Linked DNA regions of Homo sapiens: region 2 is linked to region 1. A link is a contact called in ENCODE Hi-C or POLR2A ChIA-PET data. All regions are on one chromosome and are shown on one strand. The core of a region is the stretch at or near the end of the contact, and the rest is flanking DNA. Distances in the headings are between cores, read along the strand shown. Region 1 overlaps UVRAG (UV radiation resistance associated). Region 2 overlaps UVRAG (UV radiation resistance associated).

Evidence for each region. Hi-C counts contacts between places; a loop is a spot of excess contacts on that map. ChIA-PET counts read pairs that join two places held with the same protein, here RNA polymerase II (POLR2A). Pooled maps may share reads with other maps.
Region 2: a map of heart right ventricle shows a loop between it and region 1 (2.6-fold over the local background). The contact joins two enhancer-like sites. A Hi-C loop is called at or near these places in 10 of 168 maps with a recorded cell type or tissue (Caco-2, Right ventricle myocardium inferior, cardiac septum and 3 more), 2 of 37 single-sample maps with no recorded cell type and 10 of 50 pooled maps. POLR2A ChIA-PET finds 5 or more read pairs at or near these places in 5 of 52 experiments (AG04450, Caco-2, OCI-LY7 and 2 more).

Annotation. Positions count from the first base shown.
Region 1 is chr11:76,073,299-76,076,400 of GRCh38, reverse strand. The region is part of intron 13 of UVRAG (UV radiation resistance associated); the gene reads right to left. Among named protein-coding and RNA genes, the nearest start is that of WNT11, 130 kb to the left of the region's middle. Within about 2 kb of position 1,685, at least 2 of the 41 ENCODE cell types and tissues checked have a DNase peak (open chromatin) inside an H3K27ac peak, as active enhancers do.
Region 2 is chr11:76,118,855-76,121,844 of GRCh38, reverse strand. The region is part of intron 14 of UVRAG (UV radiation resistance associated); the gene reads right to left. Among named protein-coding and RNA genes, the nearest start is that of WNT11, 86 kb to the left of the region's middle. RefSeq lists an enhancer at 575-1,302. Within about 2 kb of position 1,269, at least 6 of the 41 ENCODE cell types and tissues checked have a DNase peak (open chromatin) inside an H3K27ac peak, as active enhancers do.

The DNA.
Region 1 (3,102 bases), core at 436-2,935:
ACACGCCCTCTTGCTTGCTGCCATGTAACACAGTAAAATTGCTTCTACTTTGCCTTCTACCATGATCGTGAGGCCTCCCTAGTCATGTGGATCTGTGAGTCCATTAAGCCTCTTTCCTTTATAAATTACCCAGTCATGGCTATGTCTTTATTAGCAGCATGAGAACAGACTAATACAGAACCTTTGTACATTAGTAGTGGGAATGTAAAATGGTGTTGCCACTTTAGAAAACAGTCTGGCAATTCCTCAAATTTAAACATAGCTACCATATGGCTCAGCAATTCCACTCCTAGGTATACACCCCAAAATAATGAAAACTATATCCCCACAAAAACTTGTACCCAAATGTTCATAACAGCATTCTTATAACAGCCAAGAAATGGAAACATCCCAAAAGTCTATCAACTCGTAAATGGATAAATAACATGTCGTATATACATACACATCTTCCAACTGCAAAAAAAATTGGCTACAAAAAGGAATGACTCATACATGCTACAAAATGGATAAACCTTGAGCCTATGGAAAGCAAATAAAGCCAGTTACAGAAGACCACATATTTTATGATTCCATTTGTAAGAAATGTCCAGAACAGCAAATCTATAGAAACAGAAAGTAGGCTGGTAGCTGCCCAGGGATGGGGAACCTGAGGGAATGAGGAATGACTACTAGTGGGTACAGGGTTTCTTTTGGGGGCAATGAAAATGTTCTATAATTGACCGTGGTGATAGTTGCACAATTTGGTGAATATATTAAAAGCCACTGAACTATATACTTTTTTTTTTTTTTGAGACACAGTCTTGTTCTATTGCCTAGGCTGGAGTGCAGTGGCATGGCTCATGCAACCTCCGCCTCCCAGGTACAAGCCACTCCTTCACTCCTGCCTCAGCCTCCCAAGTAGCTGGGATTACAGGCGACTGCAACCCTGCCCGGCTAATTTTTGTATTTTTTTAGTAGAGACAGGGTTTCACCATGTTGGCCAGGCTGGTCTCAAACTCCTGACCTCAAGTGATCCGCCCACCTCGGCCTCCCAAAGTGCTGGCATTACAGGTGTGAGCCACCACGCCTGGCCTGAATTGTACAATTTAAATGGGTTAATTGTATGTTATGTGAAATATATCTCAGTAAACTTTTTTTTAAATTTAGTACTTTTTATAAAGAGCTTCCACCATTATTATTGGCAAATTTTGTATGCAGTAGTTGGGGAAAGGCATTTTGACTATTAAAACATCCTTGGAATTTATATTTTTGATTCCAAGAATTATGAAAATAAAAGCATATTTTCTTCTCATGTGTCACATACATTTGGCTGTATGTTAAAGAAATATACATGAATTTAAGCTGCTGGGTAGAAGCTGGCATTGATCCCTTCTAAATAGCTGTGCACTGTGGGCCCCAGGAGTAAAGATTTACAGAAGGATCACGTCCTTGGCAGAACAGGGGTTCCCAGCTGTTTTGGATGGAGAAGCTATTTTTACTTTCTATGAAGTCTTAACTTGAAGGGGAAGAGAAGTAATAGGGTAAAAGGAAGGGAGTCATGAAATCCCCAGGTTCTAATTTTAGCTCTTCTACTTAACTCACTGTCTCAGGGGGCTCTTCTGTAAAATGCAGATAATTGTCTATGCCCTGTCTAACTCACAGAATTGTAGGAAGGCCCAAATTAAAAAGAAAAACAAATAATGTTAGTAGGATATAACTGGATTTGGTTTTGAATTGCTTGCCATTTAATAGCTTTGTCATCCCCAGGAAATCAGCATAGCAGCAGCTCAATTTCTTATCTCTAAAGACAGACTTGGTCAACATACTTCATAGAGTATGAAATGAGCTACACAAATAAAAATACACACTCCAAAGCCATTACATTCTATACAAATGTAAATCATCATTATTATTTGTACAATATACCCTCAAAGTAATACTCTTAAATATTGAGCTTTCAGAAAAGGAGAGAAGAGGCCTGGCTTACAAAAGCAACAAGGAAGAATCCACTGATAGCTGCTAGCCTTCTGACTTGTACTACATATCATTCCTGGAATGCAAATTGGTAGGTCTCTCATATTATGTTTCCACATTTGGGGAAATGACACATGTGTCTTGGAGCAATTGAAGAGTTTCACAGAAAATCTGGATGGCCACATTCTCTAAGACAGTGGTTCTCAAAAGTTTAGTCTCAAGATCCCTTTATACTCTTAAAATGACTGAGGACCCCAAAGGGCTTTCATTTATATGGGTCATATGTATCAATAATTATCATATTAAAAATTGAAATTAAGAAAACTTTTGCATGTTTGTGAATTCTTCCAAAAATAGCAATAGCAATCTATTACTTGTTAATATAAATAATATTTTTAATGAAAAATAAGCAAATTTTCCAAAAAAGAAACTTAGTGAGATGAGTGACATTGTTTTACATTTTTGCAAGTCTGTTTTGCAATGTCTAGCTTAATAGAAGCCAGCTGGAGTCTCACATTGTCTTCTGCACTCATTGTTACCATGTGTTGTTTAGTAAGAAAATCCAGCCTTATACAGATACGCAGCTGAAAAAGAAAGGAGTATTTTAAGTGCTTTTTCAGATGGTTGTGGATATTCTTGTTTGATACTACTCCCAACCTCATTAAGTAATAGCTTTTTAAAGGTACTAGTAGCAATGCAGAATCTGAAACCCTATCAATAAAGTTTTCATACTCTTTTACATTAAAATCCATTGGTCTTTCTGGCACTTTGAAAGGATCTTTACCTACGTATGATTTCATAGCATTATACAATGGTCATTTGGAAAACATTGGCTCATTGAGTTATATATATTTTTAATGCTGACACATTCCATTATAAACTATTTAAAAATCACATGTGTTATTATCACTACCAATCTTATCAAAAAAATCCTTAAGGATTGGGCAGCTGCCAATCTCATGGTGGCAGACACAAGCGATCTGGAATTCTAATTTTCATTTAAAATCCTGAATTTTATCATCAGTTGATTTCCTTTAAGAGACAGGCTCACTTCATTCAGTTTTGAGAAAATGTTTGCCAAATACTTAAGTCTAAATAACCATAATTTGTCAGTCATTCTTTCAAGTAAAGACAAGGCTTTTAAAAAAG
Region 2 (2,990 bases), core at 20-2,519, 46 kb before region 1:
TGAGTGAATGAATGAGATAGGATATGAGCTGGGTCTTGAAGTGAGAGCAACATCTGGATAGGGCAGAGGAAGGGGCAGGCTATTCTGGGTAGTGGGAACTTGCCTAAGTAAAGAACGGAGGTCACAAATGAGAGTGCTATGCCTGGGGGTCTGTTGAGAAAGGGTGGGAGAGTGGTGGAGAGACAAAATCGAGGCACTGCCTGAGGACCTGGATGCTGGGGCCCCATCACACAGCCCACTCACAGCAACCTCGCACATAATCTCTTCAACTCAGTTCTAAACTTGTTGTCTTACAGGCAGCCATTAGGCTGCAGCTTAGGTGCACATTCTTCAGCACCCACATCAGTGGTGCCTGTGCATGTCAATCTGAGTCTCAGATCACTATGCAGGCAATAGTAAAAGAAAACTAGGATGTTTAAATGACATTCTGGTGACTTTCAATCACAGTATTCAAAAGAGCACAGATTCTAAGCTGAAATTCTGCTTTTCAAAATTGTGTTGCTTGGCAGTTACGACTAGGTTATAATCTTAGGATGAAAAAATGGGCACTCCTTTTGGAAAGACCTGGCATAAATCACTGAGAGCTGTGCCCTGTGCAACTGTGTTCATAAAAAATGGGGGTTCATTTTAGGATTAATCAGGTCGATCATTCTCATATTAGCTAAGAATTCCATACTGTGCAAGAAAAAGAATTACTTTATTAAGAGGATTTTTATCACAGCTTTTCTTTACAAAATAAAACAAAACAAGCTGTCACATAACTTTGAAGCTTACCATAAGGAGGAATTCAGTGAATGCACTGATCCTCAGCCAGTATGAAATCCTCAACACCAAAAGAACATACAGCAATCTGCCTCCACAGGGACCAATCTGTGAATGGTAACAACCACACAGAAAATGGAAGTGTTTTGCTTTACAAAAGATGTAAGAGCCTCCCTTAGGAACCTGAGTTTTTTTACCCTTTGCCCTAAGGAGCACAGGCTTGAGAGGTAACTCCTCACTCCACGGCTGCTCTCGGAAATTCTCAGATTTCCTCTGAGACTCAAAGTGCTTGCTCCGGCTTTGTTTAGCTTTGTGACTTCCAGCCTGGCTTCCTGCCGTGATCTTTACTTGGAACTGATATGTAGCATTCATTTTGCAGTGCTTTGCATCTACTTTAGTAGCCTATTTTACGTTACAGTACCATAAAGTGACACATTCCTGTTCACTCAGTGTTAATATGCTTGGCACAGCTGGCACAGAGGGGCACTACATTTATAAATGTATGAGCTTGGAGCTTAATGGGTTTGCTGCAACAGTGCCAGGACACCTAGATTCTACTTTTATTGCTACAGGTTCATGGGTCAATTATGCCTGGAAAGTCAATTAATTTCTCCGTACCTTAGAACTGAGAGTTGCTGGAAATTACAGTGTTTTAGGAGTAGAAGGGCAGTCAGGTTGCAATGAGGAAGCATTTATATGTAAATAATTTGAGTAAATTGTCTACAGACATCTCAGAAGAAAAGGACCTAATCCCTAAGGTTCCAGTAATTTGTTGTGATTTGTTTCTCATTCCAAATGCTTTTTCATCTCTAATTTTGTATTTGTAATTTTGTATTCTTTTTCTTAAAAAGGATTGCCAAGGAACCACAAAGCCCAGATTCTCCCCATTCTTAAAATGAATTTGCATTCCAGCCAAGGTGCCTATTCATTGCCAATAAAGCTGCTGTGTTCATAAAGCGGCTTTTCTTAAACTATTCCCTCTCTATGAGGCGATGAGGTGAGGAAGGTGGTAGGAAAGAAGGAAGAGACAGAGCACATTCTACACAGAGGAAGAGTGAGTGCAACCACTCAGACAGGAAAGAGCTTATTCACATGACTACACAGAGGCCAGTACAGCGACAGGACGTGAGAGTGGAAAGGGAGTGGTATCAGATGAGGCAGAGGCCAAGTAGACTATGGAAGAAAACTTGGATTTCACTCTTGCCACTGAAGCTGAAGAGTGATTAAGATCTAGCCAACATTTAGAAAGATCATCCTGGCTACTTTGGAGAGTGGACAGAGGCAGGACAAGACAAGGAGACAAATTGCACTGGTGCAGCTGTTTGGGTAAGAAAAGGTGGTGGCTTGGACTGGAGTGGCAATAGCAGAGATGGGAAGTGAACAGATTGATATGTATTTTGCAGATAGTGATGACAGGGCTTGCTGATGAATAAGATTAGCTCTGATGTGAGTGGAGAAAAGAAGGGGATCAAGGATGATTCCCTGGTTTGAGCAACTGGGTAGACAGGGTCCCATTAGCTGACAGGAATTATGCTGGTGGAAGGAGGGTTTTAGCTGTGTTGAGGCTGAGATGCTTCTAATACTCCCAGGGGCAGAGTCAAGTAGGCCCCTGGCTATCCAGAGTGTGCAGGAGAGGTTTACACTGAAGACAAAACTTTGGGAGTCATAAGCATAACAGCTTTCAAAATGATGGGAATGGGTGAGAACACTTAAGAAGAGGGTAGAGAGGAGGCGGAGGAGGAAAGAAAAAAAGAGAAGAGAGTACAGAGAGAAAAAGGGAAGAGGGCCTAAGATGGGGCCATGGAGAAGCTAGAAGCAGAAAGCCAGGAGAGGGCAGTCCTGTGGAAGATAACAAGGAAGAGTGTTTCAGGAAGGCAGGAATGGCCAGCAAGGCCAGGTGCCACTGAACAGGATAAGGATGAAAAGTGACCTTTGAGTTTGGGTCTATGTTTAGAATTCGGTAGGCACCAAGCTAGATAAAAGGAATTTCAGTATACTCATAGAACTAAAAATCAGACTGGAGTGAGTTAACTAGGAATTGGAGAAATGAAACAGAAACAGACCTGTAAGCATTACAGAAATTAAATCAGTAGTTAAAAATCTACACTCTCCCCAGCAACAAACAAAAAACAGTAGTTTTTTTCTAGGTTCTACCATACCTTTAAGATAGAGATACTTCCTCCTATCTTATATGAACTGTTCTGGAGAATAGAAAAGAAGGTAAAGAT